Regions from separate parts of the Homo sapiens genome. Here region 2 is linked to region 1. A link is an interaction called in ENCODE POLR2A ChIA-PET data of the cell type or tissue named here. Cell type or tissue: OCI-LY7. All regions are shown on one strand. Each heading gives the region's core, and the rest is flanking DNA. Links, peaks and the distances in the headings are about the cores only. Region 1 has its middle 4.9 kb from the start of RAC2. Region 2 has its middle 12 kb from the start of TMPRSS6.

The links. ChIA-PET counts read pairs that join two places held together with the same protein. Peaks named below come from ENCODE experiments on the same cell type or tissue, not always from the same donor. Only the 100,000 strongest peaks of a DNase experiment are listed, where the experiment ranks them.
Region 2: POLR2A ChIA-PET joins it to region 1 with 6 read pairs; 8 of 35 experiments call an interaction of 5 or more read pairs at or near these places.

What each region holds. Positions count from the first base shown.
Region 1 is chr22:37,246,453-37,251,827 of GRCh38, forward strand. No RefSeq gene overlaps it. Among named protein-coding and RNA genes, the nearest start is that of RAC2, 4.9 kb to the left of the region's middle. In OCI-LY7, for the core only: no CTCF peak of the experiment used is centred there; no DNase peak of the experiment used is centred there.
Region 2 is chr22:37,119,272-37,124,646 of GRCh38, forward strand. No RefSeq gene overlaps it. Among named protein-coding and RNA genes, the nearest start is that of TMPRSS6, 12 kb to the left of the region's middle. In OCI-LY7, for the core only: no CTCF peak of the experiment used is centred there; a DNase peak (open chromatin) is centred at 3,110.

The DNA.
Region 1 (5,375 bases), core at 199-5,198:
CTTGAACCCGGGAGGCAGAGGTTGCAGTGAGCCGAGATCGCACCATTGCACTCCAGCCTGGGCAACAAGAGTGAAACTCCGTCTCAAAAAAATAAAATAAAATAAAATAAAATAAAAATAAGAACATCAGTGGAAAAAGTAGTAAAATCCAAATCAAGTCTGAAATTTTTGATAGTATTGTTAAGAATAGTAATTTCTTAGTTTTGACAAATATACCGTGGTTACACAAATGATGTTAGCATAGAGAGAAACTGGGTGAAAATGTATGTGAACACTCCTGCTATCTTTGCACCTTTCCTGTACATCTAAAATTCTTCCAGAATAAAACATTTTTTTGTTTAAAAAAGGGAAGAGAAAAGAATAATGCGCTTCTTTAGGAATGCACAGCCAATGGGTGCAGCCACCTGACTTGGAAAGCAGTGTAGATACTGAGTTTTATCCTTCGTTCACCTACTAGAGCAGAGATTGTTGTTTTTTGTTTTGTTTTGTTTGTTTGTTTGTTTGTTTGTTTTGAGACAGAGTCTCGCTCTGTCGCCGGTCTGGAGTGCAGTGGCGTGATCTCGGCTCACTGCAACCTCCGCCTCCCGAGTTCAAGCAATTCTCCTGCCTCAACCTCCCGAGTAGCTGGGACTACAGGCGCGTGCCACCGCACCCAGCTAATTTTTTTGTATTTTTAGTAGAGACAGAGTTTCACCATGTTGGCCAGAATGGTCTTGATCTCCTGACCTCGTGATCCACCCGCCTTGGCCTCCCAAAGTGCTGGGATTACAGGCATGAGCCACCGCGCCCGGCCTTTTTTTTTTTTTTTTTTTTTTTTTTGCAGTACACAACCCACTCAACTGTACATGGCCATGACGGTCCTAAAATTGCAACTGCCCTCCCTCCCAAGAAAGCCACTTCTCCAGGGCAGCCCAAGCAAAAATTCTCCTTAGCTTAAGCCATTGATTCTCTCCTTCATTCTGCATGCATCAATGATACACCACCTGAATACCCAGCTCTGGGCTTGGTACTGTAGTGAATACAAAACATGGAAGAACAGAAAGCTATCCCTGAAGCACTCTAACCCACACCGAGAATGACACAGGAGCCCTGGAACCACTCTCTGGGAATGTCCCCCATCTGCAGGTGGTCCTGGGATTGTGTGGACAGGCCAGGGTTGGCAGGATGGCCAGATGGAGGAGTGAAGCCACTTGGACGACAGCAGTCAGGCCCAAGTCTACGTGACCAAGTCCATGATGCAGCGGCACTGACCTCTGCTCCAGCCCTCCTCGCCTTTTAGTTCTTTTTTTAAAAGTATCCATATGCACTTTCGGAGCCGAGGCGGGCAGATCACGCGGTCAAGAGATGGAGACCGTTCTGGTCAACGTGGTGAAACCCTGTCTCTACTAAAAATACAAAAATTAGCTGGGCATGGTGGCGTACACCTATAGTCCCAGCTACTCAGGAGGCTGAGGCAGGAGAATGGCTTGAACCCGGGAGGCAGAGGTTGCAGTGAGCTGAGATCGCACCACTGCACTCCAGCCTGGCGACCGAGCGAGACTCCGTCTCAAAAAAAAAAAAGTATCTATGTGGAAGTATAATTTGAATACAATAAGTGATCCATTTAAAGCATATAATTCCATTCATTTTGACAGATATATGCACCCATGGAACCTCCCAAGATACAGAACATCACAGAACACTTCCATCACTTTGAAAAGCTTCCTTGCACCCCCCTGCAGCCCACCTCTCCCTGTTTCTCCCTCCCCACGCCCCCAGCCACCGCCCAGCTCACACACACAAGCTCCGATCTGCTTTTTGCCTCTGTAGATTACTTTGCGTTTTCTAGGATTTCACATAAACGGCATCACACGGTGTGGCATCTCATCCAAGGCCCTTTCACACAGCATATTTTCGAGATTCATCTTGTTGTTACATGTGTCATGGTGTGTCTGTCCCTTTTATTAGTGAGTAGTGTCCCACCGCAGGGATGTGTCACATTTGGTTATTCATTTAGTCCCATCCTCTTTTGACTACACTTTGCAAACTCACTGAATCACAGAACCACGAGGCCTCTGGGCATGCTTAGAAGGGGCCTAAGGCCATCTGTATTCAACCCACCCTTGTGCCATTGATAGACAATGCTTGGCTCACTGCCCATGATGCAGCTGCCCAGTCCCTGCTTACATACCTTCAATGACAGGGAGCTCATTCCCTTAAGGGGCAGTCTCTTTCACTCCTGGCTAGCCTGGCCTGTTAGAAAACCCTTCCTCATTTTCAGCCCAAATCCTTCCCTTGGATTGTCCTCATAGAGGTGCTACCTCTTGTTCTGGGGCCACTCAGGGTCAGTCAGCTCCCTCCTCCTCACCACAGGCCTTCGAATTTGGGAGGCACAGTCCCACCCAGCAGTGTGCTGGGAAATGTTCAACTTAGAGTTCCAGTTTAGTTATTTTTCTGGTAAATATTCCAGTATATGAATGTATTGAAATGTTATTTATCCAATTCATGCAGATAATGACATTAAATACATATCACACAAAAACTAAAAACAGTCAATATATCGCCACACCCTAAATTCTGTCCAAAGTGTGTAAAGACCTACTCATATTTATTTCGTTTTTCCTTTTTTGAGACAGGGTCTCACTCTGTTGCCCAGGCTGGAGTGCAATCATGGCTCACTGCAGCCTACATCTCCCGGGCCAGGATTTGTAAGTGGCTTGCAATGTTTGCACTACAAACGATTCTGCTGTGAACATCCATGTGCTCCTGGGCTGGTGTGTGAGGTTTAGCATACACACACATATCTTGCACTTCAACGGACAGTGCTACGCCCATCTCCAGGGGCCTCCTCGTCTACTCCCAGCCCATGCTTGGCCTGTAAGACTTCATACTTTTGCCAGCTAGATGGGTGTGAATTGGCATCTCACTGAGGTTTTAATTTATATTAACTGATTCCCAGTGGTATTAAGCATCATTGTAAGTGATTACTGGACCTTGTGTTTCCTGTTCCATAAATTGCTTTTTCTTCACTTTTCTCCATTTCTCTATTGGAGCATTTATCTATTTTATTTTATTTATTTTATTTTATTATTTTATTTTTTGAGATGGAGTTTCACTCTTGTTGCCCAGGCTGGAGTGCAATGTCGTGATCTCGGCTCACTGCAACCTCCGCCTCCCAGGTTCAAGCGATTCTTCTGCCTCAGCCTCTTGAGTAGCGATGATTAAAGATACACGCCACCATGCCCGGCTAATTTTTGTATTTTTAGTAGAGATGGGGTTTCACCATGTTGGCCAGGCTGGTCTCAAACTCCTGACCTCAGGTGATCCACCCACTTCTGCCTCCCAGGTAGTGCTGGGATTACAGGCGTGAGCCACTGTGCCAGGCCCAGTATTTATCCTTCTCTTACATTTATTTGGAGAAGCTCTTTGCATATTCTGATTTTCATTTGAATTGCTAGAGGCATTTCATACTTTCTTCCAGTCCGTGGGATGTCTTTTAATATGTTGTGACATTTAATAGACACAATTTTTATCTGCATGTAGTCAAATTTCCACTTTCTCTCCTAATTGAGGTAGGAGGCAGGGTTTGACTCAAGACCAGACTGAGGACTAGCAGAAATGGGGACGAGGCGAAAGCACCTCTTCATGAGACATGCCCAGCAGCGCCATGTCAGTTTACCATTGCCATGGCAACACCCGGACGTTACCACCCCTTTCCATAGCAACAGCCCGGAAACTACCACCCTTTTTCTAGAAAGTTCTAAATACCCCACCCCTTAATTTGCATGTGACTAAAAGTGGGTATAAATATGACGGTGGAACTGCCCCTGAGCTGCTGCTCTCAGTACACTGCCCGTCAGGTAGCCCTACTCTGCAGGGGCACTCGCGCAGCTGTAACACTGCCACCTCCATAAAGCTGTTTTCTTCCACCGTCAGCTCAGCACGGAATTCCTTCCTGAGAGAACCCAAGAACCTTCCAAAGCTAAGCCCCAATTTGGAGGCTCACCTGCCCTGCATCATAATGACTTGTGTTTTTTGGAGTGAATCTTACTTAAAAATTCCTTTCCTTCCCCCAATTTCATGAAGACGAATATCCTCATTTTCTTTTAAAGTTTTGCTTTTCATAAACAGGTCTTGTCAGGTGCAGTGGCTCATGCCTGCAATCCCAGCACTTTGGGAGATGAAGGCACATAGATCACTTGAGCCCAGGAGTTTGAAACCATCTTGGGTAATATGGTGAAACCCCATCTCTACAAAAAATACAAAAATTAGCCAGATGTGTTGGTGCATGCCTGTAGTCCTAGCTACTCAGGAGGCTAAGGTGGGCAGGTCGCTTGAGCCTGGGAGGTCGAGGCTGCAGTGAGCCATGATCATACCACTGTACTCCAGCCTGGGCAACAGAGTGAGACCCTGTCTCAAGAAAGAAAAAAGAAAATAAATATGAGTAGGTCTTTACACACTTCAGACGGAATTTAGGGTGTGGTGAGATTATTGACTGTTTTTAGTTTTTGTGTGATATGTATTTTTTTATTATTGTATTTTATTTTATTTTTGGAGACTGAGTCTCACTCTGTCACCCAGGCTGGAGTGCAGTGGCATGATCCCAGCTCACTGCAACCTCTGCCTACGGGGCTCAAGCGGTTCTCCTGCCTCAGCCTCCCAAGTAGCTGGGATTACAGGCACGCACCACCACACCCAGCTAATTTTGTATATTTAGTAGAGATGGGGCTTCACCATGTTAGCCAGGCTGATCTCGAACTCCCAACCTCTGGTGATCTGCCCGCCTCGGCCTCCCAGAGTGCTGGGATTACAGGCGTGAGCCACCGCACCTGGCCTGTGTGATATGTATTTAACATCATTATCTCCATGACTGATTGTTCCAGAACCATTTATTGAGTAGCTCTGCCTGCTTTTTGCCCAGTAAGCTGTGGTCAAGCCATCTCGCATCTCACAGTTCCACTGCTATAAAGAAATATCTGGGAATGGGTAATTTACTAAGAAAAAGAGGTTGAACTGGCTCACAGTATCACAGGCCGCACAGGAAGCATGGTGGCATCTGCTTCTGGGGGGGCCTCGTGGTGGAAGGCAAAGTGGAAACAGACATCTTCCATGGCAAGAACAGGACCAAGGGGGTGAGAGGTGCCACACACTTTCAAACAACCAGATCTCACAAAAACTCACTCACTATACAGTACCCAAGAAGGATGGTGCTAAACCATTCATGCAAACTCCGCCCCCATGATCCAATCACCTCCCACCAGGCCCTACTTCCACTGTTGGGGATTACAATTTGACATGAGATTTAGATGGGGACACAGATCCAAATCATATCACATGTCAAGAGTCTATAAGTGCATGAGTCTTTTCCTAGCCTCTCCATCTATTGGACTCTTGGT
Region 2 (5,375 bases), core at 172-5,171, 130 kb before region 1:
AAAAGATGAGTGGCCAATATTTAAAAATAAGGACACTTTGCAGGAAAAACTGAATTTTCAGCTTCTCTTAAAAATGTAGAAGATCAGGCCTGCGCAGTGGCTCAGGCCTGTAATCCCAGCACTTTGGGAGGTGGAGGCGGGCGGATCACCTGAGGTCGGGAATTCAAGACCAGCCTGACCAACGTGGAGAAACCCCGTCTCTACTGAAAATACAAAATTCGCCAGGCGTGGTGGTGCGTGCCTGTAGTTTCAGCTACTCGGGAGGCTGAGGCAGGAGAATCGCTTGAACCCGGGAGGCTGAGGTTGCGGTGAGCTGAGATCACGCCATTGCACTCCAGCCTAGGCAACAAGAGTGAAACTCTGTCTTAAAAAAAAAAAAAAAAGTAGATGACCTAGCTGATCCCCAACATGGCAACAATCAGCGATGGCTGCCCTGGAGCAATTTCGGTTTGACACAGACCTCACCACTCCCTATTGTATCACACTGCATGGGTTAAAAAGAGTTACTAGAGTCAGGAGCCTGAGTTTGAGTCCTGGCTCCACCACTTATTTGGCCACATGCCCTTGAGCTACAAGGTATTTGATTTTACTGGGCCTTCATTTCCTCATATAGAAAATGAGACAGTAAGCCTAAGTGTTGTGAAGATTGACAGAACCTGTGTGAGGAACTTAGAACGGGGCCCGCATCTACTGGGTGTACACCATCAGCATTTCATCACTGCAGCTAATATCTACCCAAACCCCAGTCCCTGTCAGCATCTGAGTTTGGGATCCCAGCAGCAAAGGTTTCATTGTTAGTTTCATATTTGCATAAATTACAAGCAATAGAATTCTCTCGCCAACATGTACCGTTCCTGGCTGATTGCTCGGACTGACAGTGTAACGGGTGCTCTCCTACACCCACTGTTACGAGAATCACTGGACCGTTGGCCGGGGACGGCCAGCCACCCACCATCAAGCCCGTTCCAAGCAACCCGAGCTCTCTCAAACCGAAATGTCCAATTTGAACAGTCCAGTGCACATAGTAGAAGCTCAATAAATAGATTAGAATGAATGAGCAGTAGTTACTGGGCACAGGGTGGGCTATCTTTTTTTTTTTTCTTTTTTTTTTTTTGAGACAGAGTCTCACTCTGTTGTCCAGGCTGGAGTGCAGTGGCGCGATCTCAGCTCACTGCAGCCTCCGCCTCCTGGGTTCAAGTGATTCTCCTGTCTCAGCTTCCTGAGTAGATGGGGCTACAGGCGCAGGCCACCATGCCCAGCTAATTTTTTTGTATTTTTAGTAGAGATGGGGTTTCACCATGTTGGTCAGGCCGGTCTCAAACTCCTGACCTCAGGTGATCCACCCACCTTGGCCTCCCAAAGTGCTGGGATTACAGGAGTGAGCTACCGCACCCGGCCTTTGAAATTTCACTTCTTCACCCCATTTTAGATGAAGAGACTGAGGCTCAAAGGGGCCAAGTGGTACAGAATTGGGAGGGACAAAATGTCCTCGGCCCTGAGCTAGGCGGGTGGCAGCCAGCACGGCTGGATTTGAGAGGTAGGAAGAAGACCTCATAGGTTTCCTTCAGCATTTGTCACACCTCCTAGAATCTTGTCATCATAGATTTGGGCCTTATCTCAAACCATCATCCCCCAAGACCTACCCAGGTGCTTGAGGGAGATGAGCTGTCAGGATTAGGAGGTTGGAAAGGGCAGGGAGGTGGCAGGAGACACCAAGCCTGCAGGTGTCCAGCTCATCCCCTGCCCCAAACAGCCATCACCAACACAGCAACAGAGTATCCAAAAGGCCAGCCAGCAAGTCAGCAGCTTCCACATCTCTGGCCCCTGGCTGCCCTGGTCACAGCCCTGTCTCTGTCTGTCTCTCCCACGGCTAGCTCTTCTCTCCTAAGTACTTTACATTAACTTACTTCTTTTTTTGTAACAGGGCCTCACTCTGTTGCCCAGGCTGGAGTGCAGTGGCACGATCAATGCTCACTGCAGCCTCAATCTCCTATGCTCAAGGGATCTTCCCACCTCGGCCTCCCTAGTAGCTAGGACTACACGTATGTACCACCATGCCCGGCTAATTTTCTGTATATATTTTTTGTAGACACAGGGTCTCACCATGTTAGCCAGGCTGGTCTTGGACTCCTGGGCTCAAGGGATCCTCCCACCTGGACCTCCCTAAGTGCTGGATTACAGGTGCAAGCCACAGCACCCTGCCACATTCAATTATTTCTTTCATCCTCACAACAGTCCTGGTATTGTCCCCTTTTACAGATGAGAAAACTGAGGCACGGAGAAGCTTAGGTATTTGTCCAAAGTCACAGCTGATAGGCAGCAGGGCCAGTACTTAACCCAGGCTGCGGGGCTCCAGAGTGAGGGGGCCAGTACTTAACCCGGCTGCGGGGCTCCAGAGTGAGGGGGCCAGTACTTAACCCGGCTGCGGGGCTCCAGAGTTAAGGCTATAACCACTATGCCACACTGCCCCAAGGTGTCCACAAAGGCTGAAAGTGTAGAATGAAGGGGGCTTTGCTCGCTGCTGGATCCCCAACACCGTGACTTGCAGGTACTAGGCCCTCCTAAATGTCTGTTGAATGAATAAATGAATGAATGAACAATTCCTTCCTCTTCTAAGAACCATCCTCAAGCAGCTATCCAAAACTACCTGAACTCTGGCTCAGCCTCTCTTGCTAAAGCCCCGCACGGCATTCCACAATTCCTCCCCAGGTTAGAAGACTCCACCAGAGTGTTCACTGGCACCATTTCCTGATCAAGGCTTGTGCTCACAGGACCGGGTTGATTTTCTTCCACACCGAAGGAGGGCTGTGATCAGCTGGTCTACTTGTATGTGTCCTCCAGAGTCACTCCCTCCCAGACAAGGTTGGAGACTCTTTGTGGACAGAGCAGTAGCCGGCCTCCTCTCTGTGGCCAGTGCCCAGCATGAGGCCAGGTAAATAGAGGAATGGGAGATGAGACATTGTCTGCCAGCTCTGCTCCTCCCTCCGTCTGCATCCTGGCTTCCTGGAATCGTAGACTGGGCACTCCCCCCTCCACTACCCGACCTGCGTCTCTCACCACTCAGCGCTTCCTGCCTCACTTTCTGCCAGGCTCTGTGATGGGAGCCTCGAGTGTGTCATAGCCCTGGTGGTGGAAAATGTCTCTAAGCAAGTCAGCCTAGGGGATGTCCCAGGCCTGTCACAGGTGCTGGTGGTGAGCTCAAATTTAATCAACACTCCCTCCCCCACTACCAAACGCACTGTGTGGCCCGGGACACGGCACCGCCATCCCCTCAGGGCCTCTGGGCCTCTACTGAGGAACAAGACTTAGAACCTCTGTCATTCCTATCTTGGTAGGTCACTGTGTGTTTGTGTGGGATACCAGGGGTGCACACCCTTTAGAAGCTGTAAGAAGCTGTGCCATGTGGGTGCTAAATATTGCCTGGGTTCAACTTGCTCCACTACATTCTAGCTGTGTGATCATGGGTAAGTCACTTGGCCACTCTGAGCCATAGGCTCAGCTATAAAATGGGCTAAGAATAGTACCTCCCTCATGGCATTTGCTTAAGGATCCAGTGAGTTAAGGATGCTTCCAGAGAGTGGAAGGATCAATGTGCTTATAACAGAGTCTGACGCATCTAAGTGCTCAATACATGCAGTTCTCGAAGACTTTGAAGGACCGAGAACATTCCACAGTGGCTCTCACAGATCCTTGACCCCAAAGCTGTCCCTCCCCCACTGCCTGTTGATAAAGCCCAAATTGTCAAATAGTGGCTGCTAATCTGCAAGAACAATTCCTCTCTCTTCCAAGCACCATCCTCAATCAACTATAACCAAAACTAGCTGAGTTCCAGTTGAGCCCCCTTGCTAAAGCTCCACCCAACATTCCACCCTCCTTCCCCAATTAGAAGGTCCTTTCAGAGTCTTCTTGTGCCTGGCTTTTCTGACTAAAGTCTTGAGCTAACGGGGCTCTACCTGATGTTCTTCCAAAGCTATTAGTATCACCCTTAGATCCCCAGAATCTAGCCCAGGCTCTGACCCACGGCACAACAGTTGGTTATAACAGAGGTAGCTCAGGAGGGGGACAGTAGGAGGAAGTAATCTACTCTACTTGGGGGCAAATCAGAGGGCCTGCCAGAAGCAGAGATGCTTGAGTGGGGTTCTGAGGGATGCATAGGAACCTGAGGGTAGATAGCTTGGGTGGCAGGGCAGGGCTACTTCAAACCCAGGGATCAGCAGGTGCCAAGCAAATGAGTCAGTTGCAATCCCTACTCTCATCCCCACCCCCCAACCCCAGCGTGAACTCTTGATGTAAAATACATGTAGCCCAGGCCTTAAGCCATATTCCATGTGGCACCTGGAACCACAGAATGTCAGGGCTAGGAGAGCACTTAGAAATCATCCAATCTGCCTGCCCAATTCACAGATGGGGCAACTGAGGCATAAGAGCAGATGGGACCTCCCCAAAGTCCCCCAAGCCATGGACGATCACATTAAGGACCTCAGCCATTATCCTGAAAATGACAGTGGGTCACTGGAGGTTTAGCAAGGATGTGGTGTGGCCAGATACGACCTTTAGCCAGATCAGCCTGGCAGGGCTCAGAGGTGGAAGGATCAGAGGGGCAGGCGGCTGTGGGGACAGGCAGACCGAGGAGGAGGCTGAGCAGGCATACGAGTGAGAGGTGATGGCGTCAGGTCTGTGGCACGGAGGTCACCAGGGTGGGGGTGGGAGAAGCCAGTGAAATGCTGGCCCAGAGGGACACTGGACCAGCTTGGAGGGTGGAGGCAGTAGGAGGGGCTCAGCAGTTACGGAGGAGGAGGAGGTAAGACCACCTCGGCCTGACCAACCAGCATCGCCCTCAGCCTTCTCTCCTGGCCACCGTTCAGCCCCATCTACCTGCCAAACTATCAAAGGGCTTTGCTTTTTCTCCCACAATCACACTAATGGATCATGGCATCTTATTTTCCCCCCGAAGTTGACTGCCAGGAAGCTTAGAATGAAATTTTACCAGGTATTTTCCCATTAGTATAATTATCTCCTATGTAGCCTTCTGTATGCTAAGGGCCAAAAGCTCCGGAGTCAGATGTACCTGAGTTTGAATCCTGATGCTACCAACCATCAGCTGCGTTGCTCCACCTCCCTGGGCCTGTTTCCTAATCAGCAAAATGGGGAATAAAGCACCTGCTTCTCAAGGTTGTTTCCAGATGATGAGAGATGACGCCCAGGCCATGCTGGCACAATGTGTAGAGTGGAAGTATTGGTTCTCTTGCCCCTTCTTACTGTCCTCCTTGGTCTGTTTTTTCAGCTGTCAGTAATGAGGAGGACAGTGGTGGGTGCTTCATCCTGGACCTGGGCCTACAGTTTCCACCATAATTTACTTGGGAAATGCAGGCACC